2 separate regions of the Homo sapiens genome follow, and region 2 is linked to region 1. Evidence: read pairs that join two places in POLR2A ChIA-PET (ENCODE). Cell type or tissue: Caco-2. All regions are shown on one strand. Links, peaks and the distances in the headings refer to the core of each region. The heading gives the core; the rest is flanking DNA.

Evidence for each region. Peaks named below come from ENCODE experiments on the same cell type or tissue, not always from the same donor. Only the 100,000 strongest peaks of a DNase experiment are listed, where the experiment ranks them.
Region 2: POLR2A ChIA-PET joins it to region 1 with 6 read pairs; 2 of 35 experiments call an interaction of 5 or more read pairs at or near these places.

Annotation. Positions count from the first base shown.
Region 1 is chr7:65,728,137-65,736,120 of GRCh38, reverse strand. All of the region lies in intron 2 of LINC03006 (long intergenic non-protein coding RNA 3006), which reads left to right. Among named protein-coding and RNA genes, the nearest start is that of SNORA22, 23 kb to the left of the region's middle. In Caco-2, for the core only: no CTCF peak of the experiment used is centred there; a DNase peak (open chromatin) is centred at 4,410.
Region 2 is chr7:65,858,460-65,866,443 of GRCh38, reverse strand. It overlaps the pseudogene RNU6-973P and a transcript of VKORC1L1 not described here. Among named protein-coding and RNA genes, the nearest start is that of VKORC1L1, 11 kb to the left of the region's middle. In Caco-2, for the core only: no CTCF peak of the experiment used is centred there; no DNase peak of the experiment used is centred there.

The sequences.
Region 1 (7,984 bases), core at 2,659-6,658:
CCTGGGCAACACAGAGAGACTCCGTCTAAAAAAAAAAAAAAAAGAAAAAGAAAAATTAAAAGAAAATTTGTTAGCTTAAAAAATGTGATCTGTAGAAAACCTTTCAGAGCCGGGTAAGGCGGATCACACTTGGGCTTGAGCCCAGGAGTTGGAGACCAGTCTTGGCAACATAATGAGACCCAGGCTCTACTAAACATAAAAAACCAGCCTGGCATGGTGGCACACACCTGTGGTCCCAGCTACTTAGATGGCTGAGGCAGGAAGATTGCTTGAGCCCAGCAGTTCGAAGCTTCAGGAACAGTAGTATGACGTGCATTACTTTTGACTAACCAATTGTGATTAAAAACTTTGCAAAATAAATTGCTAATATTTTTATTATGGCTTCATTTTGCTGTATTGTATTTGGTTCACATGTGCTATTATTCCAGTAAGAACAGCAATTAAACTTTTTTTGTTTTTTTTTTTAGAGAATCTGGCTCTGTCACCCAGGCTGGAGTGCAGTGGCGCAATCTCGGTTCACTGCAACCTCTGCCTCCTGGGTTCAAGTGATTCTCCTGCCTCAGCCTCCTGAGTAGCTGGGATTACAGGCGCCCGCCACCAGGCTCGGCTACTTTTTGTATTTTTAGTAGAGACAGGGTTTTGCCATGTTGGCCAGGCTGGCCTCGAACTCCTGACCTCAGGTGATCCTCCCACCTCGGACTCCCAAAGTTCTGGGATTACAGGCGTGAGCCACTCCGCCCAGCCTAATGAAGCATATTTTAATCTGTTTCATAGTTTTGCCTTGTCTGGCAAGATTACCTCCTGGTTGTTACACTATATGTGACCACTCATTAGTGTCTTCTAGGCAACTATATATATATATTTTTAATGTGATATGCTTTAGCAAAACAGCGTCTACAATACTGCCATCTCATGCCCACAAGTATTAATACAGGTGTGAGTGTGAGGTGGATTCCAGGACCATGAAGAGGTAACAGATTTTATTTTAATTAATTAACTAATTAATTTTTTGGAGGCAAGGGCTCGCTTTTTTACCCAGGCTGGAGTACAGTGGCATGATGACGGCTCACTGTAACCTGGAACTCCTGGGCTCAAATGATCCTCCTGCCTCAGCTTCCCAAGTAGCTAGGACTATAGGTATGCACCACCACACCCAGCAAGATTTTGGTAAATATAAATATTTTATCTGAAATCTATTTAATATTAAACATTTATGAAATACAAATAATAGGTAACTCTTCTAGCCATCCACATTTACATACTTGAGTTTCTTTTCCCCTCAAAACAACTTCTCAGTTACAACTTACACTTAGATACAAACATTTGGTGTTTAACATTTTGTTTCCTTTATTATGCTTTTAAAAAAACTACTTCAGGCTGGGCACAGTGGCTCATGCCTGTAATCCCAGAGCTTTGGGAAGCTGAGGTGGGCAGATCACTTGAAGTCAGGAGTTTGAGACCAGCCTGGCCAACATGGTGAAACCCCATCTCTACTAAAAATACAAAAATTAGCCAGGCATGGGTGTACGTCTGTAATCCCAGCTACTTGGGTGGCTGAGGCAGAAGAATTGCTTGAACCTGGGAGGCAGAGGTTGCAAGATTGCTCCACTGCACTCCAGCCTGGGTGACAGAGAACAAAAGCAAAATATATACAGGTTCTTGACTAGATTGTTATTTCAGACCCCTATTAGGAACCCCACCATGAATTGTATAATTTTTTAATCTCATTATTTCAAAATATCAGAATTCATCCTCTGAATCCTTTATCAGAACCACTTCCCACAGACTTGGTGTTATGGTAAACTGAGGAACAGAGATACTGATATGGGAACACAGGAAGATATTCATTTTAAGGTAAGCACTGGCTCAGTGGATTCACATCTAAAAAGCTGAGCCTAGAACAAAGACAGAGGTGGGGGGTTTATAAGCAGGCTTACAAAAGCAAAACAAAGGCAGTTAATCATATAGTGCATAACTTGTGGCCTTGCATAGCTGGTGGCCTTGTAGCTGCATCGAAAGAAAAACAAGAACTGGCTAAATACAGACATTTGTAAAACACAGTCACGCTTAAGAGGCTAGGGAAAGGAGTGGCTGGGCACAGTGGCTCACACCTGTAATCCCAGCACTTTGGGAGGCCGAGGCAGTGGATCGCTTGAGGTCAGGAGTTCCAGACCAGTCCAGCCAATGATGACACCCTGTTTCTACTAAAAAAGTACAAAAAAAATAGCCGGGCATGGTGGCACATGCCTGTAATCCCAGCTACTTGGGAGGCTGAGGCAGGAGAATCGCTTGGACCCGGGAGGCGGAGGTTGCAGTGAGCCAAGATCATCCCATTCATTGCACTCCAGCCTGGGCAACAGAGTGAGACTCTGTCTCAAAAAAAAACAAAAACAAAAACAAAAAACAAAAAAAAGCTAGAGAAAGGAGAGTAACAGTAAAGTAATTTGTCTTTCTCCTTTTTTTTTCTTTCAACCTTGCTCTGGAAGAGGGAGAGGTGTCTGGAGCCTGTTCCTTTGGTCTTGGCTTTTCGGACAGCGTTATTTTATAACTGTCCTTTAAGTGAGCTGCTAAGCAGAGGAAAACTTGTTTCTTTTCCTTTTAACCTTTGCCTTGCCTGCTACTTTTCTTGAAGTGAATGAATGCATATTTATTTTTAAATTTTCTGCCTCACTGGCAGATATTAAACTGGATGTCCCCAAAAACTTGCAACCATTTTCTTACTAATAAAATCTGGAAATATTATTTATTTAGTTTTATAATAAAGACAGGGCCTTACTTTGTTGCCCAGGCTGGTCTCAAATTCCTAGGCTCAAGCAATCCTCCTGCCTTGGTCTCCCAAAGTGCTGGGATTACAGGCGGGAGCACCGAGCCTGGCCTCAAAATCTGGAAGTATTGAATATAGGGCACATCCAATCCAAGAGCATCAGGCCTCTTGTTACCGGATAGAATTGTGTTTTGGTGACTAGGCACAGTGGCTCATGCCTGTAATCCCAGCAGTTTGGGAGGCCAAGGTGGCCAGATCACTTGAGGTCAGGAGTTCGAGACCAGCCTGGCCAACATGGTGAAACGCTGTCTCTACTAAAAATACAAAAATTAGCTGAGCGTGGTGGCATGCACTTGTAATCCCAGCTACTAGGGAGGCTGAGGCAGGAGAATCACTTGAACCCAGGAGGCGGAGGTTGCAGTGAGCACCACTGCACTTCAGCCTGGGTGACAGAGGGAGACTCGGTCTCAAAAAAAAAAAAAAAAAAGGATTGTGTTTTGGTGGGGAGGGTCCTGTAGCTAAGGGCAGGGATGCTGTGACCATGTGTCCTGCCCCAGGGATTGCATCCTCTGTGTGGGTGAGCAACTTAGAGTGAGCCTGGAGTGCAGACTGTCAGCCTCTGAGGTTTCAGGTTGTGTTTTAGAGTGGACCTTGATGCCCAGCTCCACCCAGCTAACGCCAGTGGTAAATGTTTGGGGGAAACACCTCTTATTTGTTGTAGTTAACATACAAGGAGCTGGGCAAGTGACACATGGGATAAATTTTTTTTTTTTTTTGAGAGGGAGTCTTACTCTGTTGCCCAGGCTGTAGTGCAGTGGCATGATCTTGGCTCACTGCAACCTCCTCTTCCCAGGTTCAAGCAATTCTCCTGCCTTGGCATCCCAAGTAGCTAGGACTACAGGCATGCGCCACCATGCCCCGCTAATTTTTGCATTTTTGTTAGAGACGGAGTTTTGCCATGTTGTCCAGGCTGGTCTGAAACTCCTGACCTCAGGTATCCACCTGTGTCGGTCTCCCAAAGTGCTGGGATTACAGGCTTGAGCCACTGCGCCGGGCCAGAAATTTTTGAAACAGAAAGAAATAGGCTGGGCGCAGTAGCTCACACCTGTAATCCCAACACTTTGGGAGGCTGAGGAGGGAGGATCGCTTCAGCCCATGAGTTCGAGCACAGCCTGGGAAACACAGTGAGAACCCCCCCCCCCCAATCTCTATTTAAAAACATAATAAAAATTAAAAATAGGCCAAATAGGTCAAACCTGGATTTCAAAAGAGGACCCCCACGGGGATTTCATTAATTGCAGAATCAGTGCCGCGGTCCCTTGCTTCCCTCACCTACTCTTATCCCAAGTGGCGGTGGCGGCAGCGCAGAGCAGCTTCTGAAGGTCCAGGAGCTCTTTTGTTCCTCCTCTGCAAAGCAAAGGTGCCACAGGGCGCGGCTTTCCGAGAAAGCGTACTCCGCACGGTGCACCTCTCCGTCTGCAGGCGCTGAGCCCCCGGAGGAGGAGGGGGCAGGCTCGCGGAGCCCCTACCCTGGGGCGGGGCCAAGGCGTCCTCCCAGCCCGGCTTTGCAGAGCAGAGATCTGGTGTCTCCAGTTTACGGAGGCACTTTCAGAACTGATCAGAAGCCACCCCGCTTATCAGCAGATCTCAGGAGAGTGTTCAGTGGAGGCCCTGCCGGTCTGCACAGCTCACCTCCCTGGGAACTGCTCGCCTGAGCGTCGGAGCCGGCCCTGGCCCCCTGCAGCCAGAAAGTTGCAGCCGCAGGAGCCCCGGAGGCCCAGGACGCAGGGTAAGTCCCTGCCTTGTGCCTTCCCTGTGCCCAACTTTCTGATTTCGCCGACTTTCCTTTTCCTCTTCCAGGCTTCCTGTCTGAGTCTACATTTATTCTGCTTAGTCGCATAGGCAGATCATTTCCTAGAATCTCCAGGCTTTCTTTTCATTGATTTATTTTTTGGGGTAGCTTCACTGTCTAATCTCTCAGCAGCTGCCTGTTTCCAAACAGCATGAATGAATGATGCAGTCCTGCGCAGGAGCACTCTCAGTGCAAAATTGGGGCCATCCCAAACTCAGAGTTGAAGTGTCCGACTTTGTCGTCTCCTTTCCCATTAGAATTAGAATTAGAATTTTAAAATAAGTACTTACCAGGTACATTGTTAATAACGATACAACTTCAAGTTGGGAATTAAGTTAATCATGCTTTCATTCATTAAATGTATTTACTATCTTTTTCTTTTTTTCTCTTCTTTTCTTTTCTTTCTTTTCTGAGACCGTCTCATTCTGTCGCCCAGGCTGAAGTGCAGTGGCGCGATCTTGGCTCACTGCAACCTCCCTCTACGGGGTTCAAGGGATTCTCCTGCCTCAGCCTCCCGAGTAGCTGGACGCATGCCATCATGCCCAGCTAATTTTTATATTTGTAGTAGAGACAGGGTTTCACCATGTTAGCCAGGTTTGTCTCAAACTCCTGGCCTCAAGCGATCCACCGCCTCAGCCTCCCAAAGTGCTGGGATTACAGGCATGAGCCACTGTACCTGGCCACTATATTTTCTTTACGTATGTTTGCATATTATTACTTTTTAAATATTTGATGACTGATATTGGAATGAGAATCAGGGAGGAAAATAATAAAATCCAATATTCCTGTATTACAGTGCCAGGTAGGTTTTCAATATCATGACCATAGTCCTGTCACTTTCATGTCGGTGAAACAAAGTAATCAGGACTTTTTAAAATTTTCAGATGATTTAATATATGCCTGATACCTACCTTCCTTCTTTTCTTTTTTGTTTTAAGAGACAGGGTCTCACTTGGTCACCCAGGCTGGAGTGCAGTGGTGCAATCATAGCTTATTGCAGTCGCAAACTCCTGAGCTCAAGTGATCCTCCCCTCAGCCTCCCAAGTAGCTGGGACTACAAGTATGCACCACCATGCCTGGCTCATTTATTTTATTTTTTGTACAGATGACGTCTCACTATGTTGCCCAGGCTGGTCTCAAACACCTGGGCTCAATCAATCCTCTCACCTCGGCCTCCCAAAGTACTGGGATTACAGGGGTGAGCCCCCATGCCCGGCCTTGTTTTATTTTATTTTTAAGAAAATACTTGGACTAGCTGGGCATGGTGGTTCACACCTGTAATCCCAGCACTTTGGGAGGCTGAGGCGAGCAGATCACCTGAGGTCAGGAGTTCAAGACCAGCCTGGCCAGCATGGTGAAACCCTGTCTACTAAAAATACAAAAAATTAGCTGGGCATGGTGGTGTGTGCCTATAATGCCAGCTCTCAGGAGGCTGAGGCAGGTGAATTGCTTGAACCTGGGAGGTGGAAATTGCAGTGAGCTAAGATCGCGCCACTGCACTCCAGCCTGGGCGACAAGAGTGAGACTCCATCTCAGGAAAAAAAAAAGAAAAAAAGAAAAAAAAAGAAAATATTTGGGCTAGAATTAGGGTGGAAGGGATCCTCAAGTTTGCCTAGACCAGCCTCTTATCAGAGACTTTTTTAAAGCCAGTGTTTTATTGCTATATAATTAAATGTAATAAAATACACTCTTTAAGTGTGCATTTTGATGAATTTTGACAAATTTATTCATACTTGTAATCATCACAATAACATTTCCATCACCCAGAAGGTTCCTAGGGCCTCTTTCCAGTCAGCCCCGTCCCAACCCCCAGCCCTACTGATCTGATCTTTGTTGTTAGGGCATTTGTATTTTCTAGTGTTTCATATAACTGAAACAGTATGTGCTCTTGTGTCTGGCTTCTTTCCATCGGTATAATTTTTTTTTTTTGAGATGGAGTTTCGCTCCTGTTGCCCAGGCTGCAGTGCAGTAGCGCAATCTCAGCTCACTGCAACATCTGCCTTCCGGGTTCAAGTGATTCTCCTGCCTCAGCTTCCTGAGTAGCTGGGATTACAAGCATGCGCCACCATGCCCAGATAATTTTGTATTTTTAGTAGAGACAGGGTTTCACCATGTTGGTTGGGCTGGTCACTGCTGACCTCAGGTAATCTGCCTGCCTTGGCCTCCCAAAGTGCTGGGATTACAGGTGTGAGCCACCGTGCCTGGCCTTCCATCGGTATAATTTTTTTTTTTTTTGAGACTGAGTCTTGCTCTGTCCCCCAGGCTGGAGTGCAGTGGCGCAATCTTGGCCCACTGCAACCTCTGCCCCCTGGGTTCAAGCGATTCGCCTGCCTCAGCCTCCTGAGTGGCTGGGACTACAGGCATGTGCCACCGTGCCCAGCTAATTTTTTGTATTTTTAGTAGAGACGGGGTTTCACCGTGTTAGCCAGGATGGTCTCAATCTCCTGATCTCGTGATCCACCTGCCTCAGCCTCCCAAAGTACTGGGATTACAGGCATGAGCCACCGCGCCCAGCCCTATTGGTATATTTTTTAAAATATTTATCCATGTTGTAGCATGTATCAGTAATTCATTTCTTTTTATTACTGAGTAGTGTTCCATCGTAGGGATATACCACAATTTGTTTAGCTATTTATCTGTTGGTGAATATTTGGGTTTTTTCTTGTGTTGGGCAGTCACAAATAAAGCTGCTATGAATATGTTTTCATTTCTCTTGGATAAAACTCCAAGACTGGGATTGCTGGGTGTCTTTTTAATTTTTATTTTTTGAGATGGAGTTTCACTCTTGCTGCCCAGGCTGGAGTGCAATGGCGCAATCTCGGCTCACCGCAACCTCTGCCTTCTGGGTTTAAGCAATTCTCCTGCCTCAGCCTCCCTAGTAGCTGGGATTACAGGCATGTGCCACCATGCCTGGAAATTTTGTATTTTTAGTAGAGACGGGGGTTTCACCATGTTGGCTAGGCTGGTTTTGAACTCCTGACCTCAGGTGATCCACCTGCCTCAGCCTCCCAAAGTGCTGGGATTACAGGCATGAGCCACCGCGCCCAGCCTTGGTGGGTCCTATGATAAGTATATGTTTAACTTTATAAGAAACTGCAGTCCCAGTGTGGTGGCTCACGGCTGTCATCTCAGCACTTTGGGAGGCCAGTGTGGGAGGATTCCTTGAGGCCATGAGTTCAATGTCAGCCTGGGCAACATAGCGAGACCCTGTTTCTACAAAAAATAAAAACTTAGCGGGGCATGGTGGTGTGCATCTGTAGTCCCCGCTACTCAGGAGGCTGAGGTAGGAGGATTGCTTAAGCCCAGGAGTTCTAGGCTGCAGTGGGCTATGATTGCACTGCTGCACTCCAGCCTGGGTGACAGAGCAA
Region 2 (7,984 bases), core at 1,358-5,357, 130 kb before region 1:
TCAGCAAAGCCAAATGCCAGCCGTGCCTGGATCTCCCTGCATGCCACATTCATCCTTATCTTGCACACATTTCCTTCACTATGCGAGGACAAGAACACTTTTGAGCTAATGAACGTGCATGTTCTCTGTTCAAAGTAAAACACATAATAAATAACCCCCACCAAGATGCTCACTTCCTGGTGGGTCTGTGTGTTAAAAGCAGTTGTCTTCAAATCTAACTCCTATGAATGTTTATACTTCTGTTTATTCTAAAACTCCCTAATTAGAGACTTCCCAGTATCTTGCAATTCCTCAACAAGTCATACGGAGCCCAGGAATAATTTTTTTTTTGAGACGGAGTCCCACTCTATCACCAGGCTAGAGTGCAGTGGCACCATCTCAGCTCACTGCAACCTCTACCTCCCAGGTTCAAGTGCCCTTCTTAGCCCCTCGAGTAGCTGGGATTACAGGCATGTGCCACCACACTGAGCTAATTTTTGTACTTTTAGTAGAGACAGGATTTCACCATGTTGGCCAGGATGGTCTCGATCTCTTGACCTCGTGATCCTCCCACCTCAGCCTCCCAAAATGCTGGGATTATAGGCGTGAGCCACGGTGGCAGGCCAGGAATAAATTATTCAAAAATAATTAACAAAAGGCTTTACCTTGTTTCATCATTTAGTTGATGAACTTTTCCAGTTTAATTAGTCTCACCAATATAGAAAACATTTTTAGAAGAGGCCTCTTTGGGTTAAGAACAAGTGTCTTTCTTTCTAGCTGCTCTAGAGAAGAAGAAGAAGAAGAGAAAACAACAAGGCCCATTTTAGGAACCTTTTAACCATGAGTAGAACACAACACAAGGAAAACTTTCTCTTTTATATAAGAAATATATTTTGGCCGGGTGTGGTGGCTCACGCCAGTAATCCCAGCACTTTGGGAGGCCAAAGCAGGCAGATCACCTGAGGCCATGAGTTTGAGACCAGCTTGGCCAACAAGATGAAACACTGTCTCTACTAAAAATACAAAAATTAGCCGGGTGTAGTGGTGGGCACCCATAATTGCAGCTACTCGGGAGGCTGAGGCAGGAGAATCACTTGAACCAGGAGGTGGAGGTTACAGTAAGCGGAGTTTGTGCCATTGCACTCCAGCCTGGGTGACAGAGAGAGACTCTATCTCAAAAAAAAAACAAAAAAAAAAGAAGGAAGGAAGGAAGGAATTTCACAAAAGCGCATTTAATGCAGGCAACTTTTAAGCATCAGAGAAATTTGTCTGGATTAAGTCCAGAGACGCAGTGTTGCGTTGCTTACAAGAATGGTTTGGAATCCCAGCTCTACCGCGTTAATAACTGCCTGTGCCTAGCAAGGTACTTAACTCCCCTTTGCCTCAGTATCTTCTCCATAAAATGGGGATGGCAGTAGTACAGTGGTCCATGCCTCTGAGGGTTTGAGGAGAATCAGTTACATGGTGACAGGCACATAGTTAATGTTCAATAAATGCTATAGCTATTATCTTCATTCTTGTCTCTATGGGTGAAAGAAAAATGCAACATTGGATCAGATTAAATTCTTCTGGAAGCAATGGCTTAAAATAAACTGCTATTCAAAAACTAAAATTATCATACTGGGCTAAAGCTATCCAAAATGTAAGTGATCTATCTTCCAGTAATTCCACAAAATAGATAAATGTGTACACAGTTACTTAGAAGAACATTTAACAACTGCATTTAAATGTAGATTCTTGGCTGGGCATGGTGGCTCACACCTCGAATCCCAGAAATTTGGGAGGCCAAGTTGGGTGGATCACCTGAGGTTAGGAGTTTGAGACCAGCCTGGCCAACATTGTGAAACCCTGTCTCTACTAAAAATACAAAAATTAGTTGGGCATGTTGGCGGGCATCTGTAATCCCAGCCACTCAGGAGGCTAAGGCCAGAGAATCATTTGAACCCAGGAGGTGGAGGTTGCAGTGAGCTGAGATCGCACAACTGCACCTCAGCCTGGGTGACAGAGACTCCATTTTAAAAAGAGCAAATAAGTAAATAAATGTAAATTCTTGGGCTTTGTTTCATTCATGATTCCCACCAGCAGAGCGACCTAAGAATGTAAATATATATATATATTTTTTGAAATTATTATATTGCTTTATTTGATATTTTCCATTTCTTCTCTTATTAAATACATTTACTTTCATGGCATATTATACTATGTAACTTCTTAGTTCTATTTTTTTATTACAGTTTAAGTTTTAGGGTACATGTGCACAACGTGCAGATTTGTTACATATGTATACATGTGCCATGTTGGTGTGCTGCACCCATTAACTCGTCATTTAACATTAGGTATATCTCCTAATGCTATCCCTCCCCCCTCCCCCCACCCCACAACAGGCCCCGGTGTGTGATGCTCCCCTTCCTGTGTCCATGTGTTCTCATTGTTCAGTGCCCACCTATGAGTGAGAACATTCGGTGTTTGGTTTTTTATTAAGCCCTCTAGTGACCTTTATGATCAGGCAAACTCAGGTAATAACATTGAACGGTTGGTGAGTGCATATTTTCCAGGTTAAAATGATATTGGGTATAGAGCAGCAGTTCTCAAATTTGAAGTGCTTAAGAATCACCAGGAAAATTGTTAAAAATTACATGTCCAGAGGTTTAGATATCCAGAGATTTAGATTCAGAGCTCTGGGAGACACTAAAAAATCTGCGTTTTTTAAACCAGTTTCTTCTCTCCAGGGTGAATAATTCAGACGCACTTGTCTTCATTCTGTGCTGCTATAACAGGTAATTTATAATGAACAGAAATTTATTTGACTCAGGGTTCTGGAGGTTGGGAAGTCTGAGTAGAGGGGCTACATCTGGTGAGGGCCTTCTTGCTATATCAGACAATGGCAGAAAGTATCACATGGTGAGAGAGAGCAGGAAGGGGGCAGAACTCATCCTTCATAAGAAACTCACTCGCATCATAATGAACCCCACTCCCACAATAACGACATTAATCCATTCCTGAAGGCAAAGTCTTCCTGACCTAATTATCTCTTAAAGGTTGCACCGCTCAACATTGTTGCATTGGGGATTAAGTTTCCAACACATTAACTTTGGAGGATACATTCAAACCATAGCATTCTGCCCCAACCACCCAAATTCATGTTCTTCTCACCTGCAAAATACATTCATTCCATCCCAATAGCTCCAAAAGTCTTAATTTGTTTCAGGACCAACTCAAAAGTTTAAAGTTCAGAGTCTCATCTAAATCAGATATGGGTGAGACCCACGGCACAATTCATTCTGAGGCAACAGCTGTGAGCCTGTGAAATTAAAAAAAAAAAAAAGGTGCCTCCAAAATATAATGGTAGGACAGATATAAGGCAGATATTTTCTTTCTTTGTTTTTGTTTTTGAGATGGCGTCTCACTCTGTCGCCCAGGCTGGTGTGCAGTGGCACGATCTCGGCTCACTGCAAGCTCGGCCTCCCGGGTTCACGCCATTCTCCTGCCTCAGCCTCCAGAGTAGCTGGGACTACAGGTTCCCATCACCACACCCAGCTAATTTTTTGTATTTTTAGTAGAGACGGGGTTTCACCATGTTAGCCAGGATGGTTTCAATATCCTGACCTCGTGATCCACCCGCCTCGGCCTCCCAAAGTGCTGGGATTACAGGCATGAGCCACCACGCCTGGCCACTTTTTTTTTTTTTTTGAGACGGAGTTTCGCTCGTTGCCCAGGCTGTAGTGCAATGGCACAATTTCGGCTCACTGCAACCTCCACCTCCTGATTTCAAGCGATTCTCCTGCCTTGGCCTCCTGAGTAGCTGGGATTACAGGGGCCCGCCATCACACCCAGCTAAGTTTTTTTTTTTTTCTTTTGAGATGGAGTCTTGCTCTGTCGCCCAGGCTGGAGTGCAGTGGCTATATCTCAGCTCACTGCAAGCTCCGCCTCCTGGGTTCAGGCCATTCTCCTGCCTCAGCCTCCTGAGTAGCTGGGACTACAGGTGCCCGCCACCATGCCCGTCTAATTTTTTGTACTTTTTTTAGGAGAGATGGGGTTTCACCATGTTAGCCAGGATGGTCTCGATCTCCTGACCTCGTGATCCGCCCTCCTCGGCCTCCCAAAGTGCTGGGATTACAGGCATGAGCTCCACCTCTGTGACAAACTTCTGCCTGGGGCGCCCAGCTGTTCAACACATGTTTTGAAATCTAGGTGGAGGGCTGGGCGCCATGGCTCATGCTTGTAATCCCAGCACTTTGGGAGGCCGAGGCGGGTGGATCACGAGGTCAGAAGATCGAGACCATCTTGGCTAACACAGTGAAACCCCGTCTCTACTAAAAATACAAAAAATTAGACGGGCGTGGTGGCGGGCACCTGTAGTCCCAGCTACTTGGGAGGCTGAGGCAGAAGAATGGCGTGAACCCGGGAGGTGGAGCTTGCAGTGTGAGCTGAGATCACGCCACTGCACTCCAGCCTGGGCAACAGAGCAAGACTCTATCTCAAAAAAAAAAAAAAAAAAAAAAGAAAGAAATCTAGGTGGAGCCCACCATAGCCCCACAGTTCATATACTCTGCACATATGCTGAGTTAGCACTGTGTGGATGCCACCATGGTTTATAATCCTGTATCTCTTCTGGAGTGGTGGCTAGACCTACTTAAGCTATTGAAGTTGATTGTATTCGTCTGTTCTCACGCTGCTAACAAAGACATACCTGAGACTGGGTAATTTATAAAGGAAAGAGGTTTAATGGACTCTCTGTTCAGCATGGCTGGGGAGGCCTCACAATTGTGACCAAAGGCAAAGGAAGACCAAAAGCACATCTTCCATGGTGGCAGGCAAGAAAGCATGTGCAGGGAAACTGCCCTTTTATAAAACTAACAGATCTCCTGAGACTTATTCACTATCAATGAGAACAGCATGGGAAAAACGCACTCCCATGATTCAATTACCTCCTACTGGGTCCCTGCCACAACATGTGGGGATTATGGGAGCTAAAATTAAAGAAGCGATTTGGGTGGGGACACAGCCAAACCATATCATTGGTTTTTCCCCAGGTTCCCCCATATAAGTCAGTGAATGTAGATGGATACTTGTGACAAAGGGAACCATTGTGGTCCAGACACTGAATACACTGAAGTCCCAGCTGCTGTTCTGCCAGGATTCCCTGTGCCACCTGCCAGGACCTCCCCTCAAGCACCTCCCTGTTCAGGAGATGCCCATCTATTCAAGAGAGAGTGTTCATAATTTTCTTTTTCTTTTCTTTTCTTTTTTTTTTGAGGCAGAGTCTCTTGCTCTGTCGCACAGGCTGGAGTGCAGTGACATGATCTCAGCTCACTGCAACCTCTACCTCCCAGGCTCAAGCAATTCTTCTGACTCAGCCTACTGAGAAGCTGGGATTGCAGGCGCACACCACTATGCCTGACTAATTTTTTGTATTTTTATTAGAGACCAGGTTTTGCCATGTTGGCCAGGCTGGTCTCGAACTCCTGACCTTGAGTGATCTGCCCCACTCGGCCTCCCAAAGTGCTGGAATTACAGGCGTGAGCCACCGTGCCTGGCCAATTTTCATAATTTTCTTTACCTCCACTGTGGTGGGAGAACTGACTTCAGAGAAAGCCATCCTGGACAGGTGAGGTGGCCCCACGAGGAACAGGTTTCAATCAAATGTTTTGTAGGCAGTGATGCCCGTGCACCCTGGTGAGAAGGAGCATGGCGTGAACATCAGGAACCAGACTTCACCCTGGAGGAAAGGCCACAGGTGGGGGCTGAAGGAGCAGTTCTTACAAGCGATCCTGTGGGCACTGGGGCCACACCACGCACCTTGGTGCACAAGTGTCAGTGTGGCTCAGAGTGGGGTAGAGGACTCAGGGTATTAAAAGCATCAAGGAATCCAGGGAGAGCCACCGCACCCAACTTTACTTTCACCCACAGGCTTTCATCATGTTGGCCAGACTGGTCTCCAACTTCTGACCTCAAGTGATCCACCTGCCTTGGTCTCCTAAAGTGCTGGGATTACAGGCATAAGCCACCATGGCTGGCCAAGATTAGGTCTAATTTTTAAAGTAATCTGGAGCATAGAAAATGTTTCTGCAATTATTACTCTTTTTTTTTTGAGACAGGGTCTCACTCTGTCACCCAAGCTGGACTGCAGTGACATGATCATGGCTCACTAAAGCCTCACCCTCTTGGGCTTAAGCGATCTTCCTGCCTCAGCCTTCCAAGAGCTGGGACTACATGCGTGCACCATCGTGCCCAGCTAATTTTTTAGTTCTTATACAGACAGGGGTCTCACTATGTTGTCCAGACTGGTTTTGAACACATGGGCTCGAGAGATCCTCCCACCTTGGCTTCCTCAAATGCTGGGATTACAGGCATGAGCCACCACACCTGGCCTCACATATTTTGATATATAAAACACCAAAGATCTTTTTAAGGAGCTAAAGAAACCAGTAATTTTTAAAGAAAAAAGTAGTGGGAGTGTCTAGTACAACCAAAACCAGGCATCAAAGTCAGCAGTTAAACATTCCAGGCTGGGCACAGTGGCTCATGCCTGTAATCTCAACACTTTGGGAGGCCCAGGCAGGAGGACTGCTTGAGCCCTGGGGAGCAGAGGTTGCAGTGAGCCACGATAATACCACAGTATTCCAGCCTGGAAGACACAGTGAAACCCTGTCTCAAAAACAGACAAACAAACAAATCAATCAATCAATCCAGAACCAGTGCTCACTTCGGCAGCACATATACAAAAGGTGGCATGACATGGAGAAGATAAGCATGGTCCCTGTGAAAGGATGACAAACAAATTCATGAAGCATTCCATATTTTAAAAAATATTTCAGAACCAAGAAAATAAATGAATCAAAAGAAAGGGAAGACCTTGGTGATTCCTTTGATATCAGAAAAAATCAGCTGGGCACAATGGCTCATGCCTGTAATCCTAGCACTTTGGGAGGCCAAGGCAGGCAGATCATTTGAGGTCAGGAGTTGGAGACCAGCCTGACCAACATGGTGAAACTCCGTATCTACTAAAAGTCCAAAAATTAGGCCGGGTGCAGTGTCTCATGCCTCTAATCCTAGCACTTTGGGAGGCCAAGGCAGGCGGATCACTTGAGATCAGGAGTTCGAGACCAGCCTGGCCAACATGGTGAAACCTTGTCTTTACAAAAAATACAAAAATTAGCCGGGTGTGGTGGTGGGCACTTGTAATCCCAGCTACTCAGGAGTCAGAGGCAGGGAGAATCACTTGAACCCAGGAGGTGGAGGTTGCAGTGAGCTGAGATCGCACCATTGCACTCCAGCCAGGGTGACAGGGCAAGACTCCATCTCAATAAATAAATAAATAAATAAATAAATAAATAAATAAAGTACAAAAATTAGCTGGGCATTACATGCCTGTAATCCCAGCTACATGGGAGGCTGAGGCAGGAGAATCTCTTGAACCCGGGAGGCGGAGGTTGCAGTGAGCTGAGATCACACCACTGCACTCCAGCCTGTGTGACAGAGCGAGACTCTGTCTAAAAAAATTAAATAAATAAAATAAAATGAAATAAAGTTTTCATTTGCAATTCTGAATTTGGCAAGAGGAGTGAACTGTGGCCCAGTGACTGGCACACAGCATTTTAGAGTTCATGGCATAATCCTTGGGAAACTGTTTTCGCCAAAGTTGTGGCTTCATCTCTGACCACTCACTTTATTCAAAAGACCTGGCTCAAAATGACTATTTATGGAAATCAACTCTAGCCTCAAAAGACAAAACCACTGTAGTTCTAAAGATATTCAAAAAATTAAGGTAATTAAAAAGCAATGAAGGGCCAGGCACAATGTCTCATGCCTGTAATCCCAGCACTTTGGGAGGCTGCAGCAGAAGGATCACTTGAGGCCAGGAGTTTGAGGCCAGCCTGAGCAACATAGTGAGACCCTGTCTCTACAAAATAATTTTAAAAATTAGCTGGTCGGCCGGGTGCGGTGGCTCACGCCTGTAATCCCAGCAGTTTGGGAGGCCGAGATGGGTGGATCACGAGGTCAG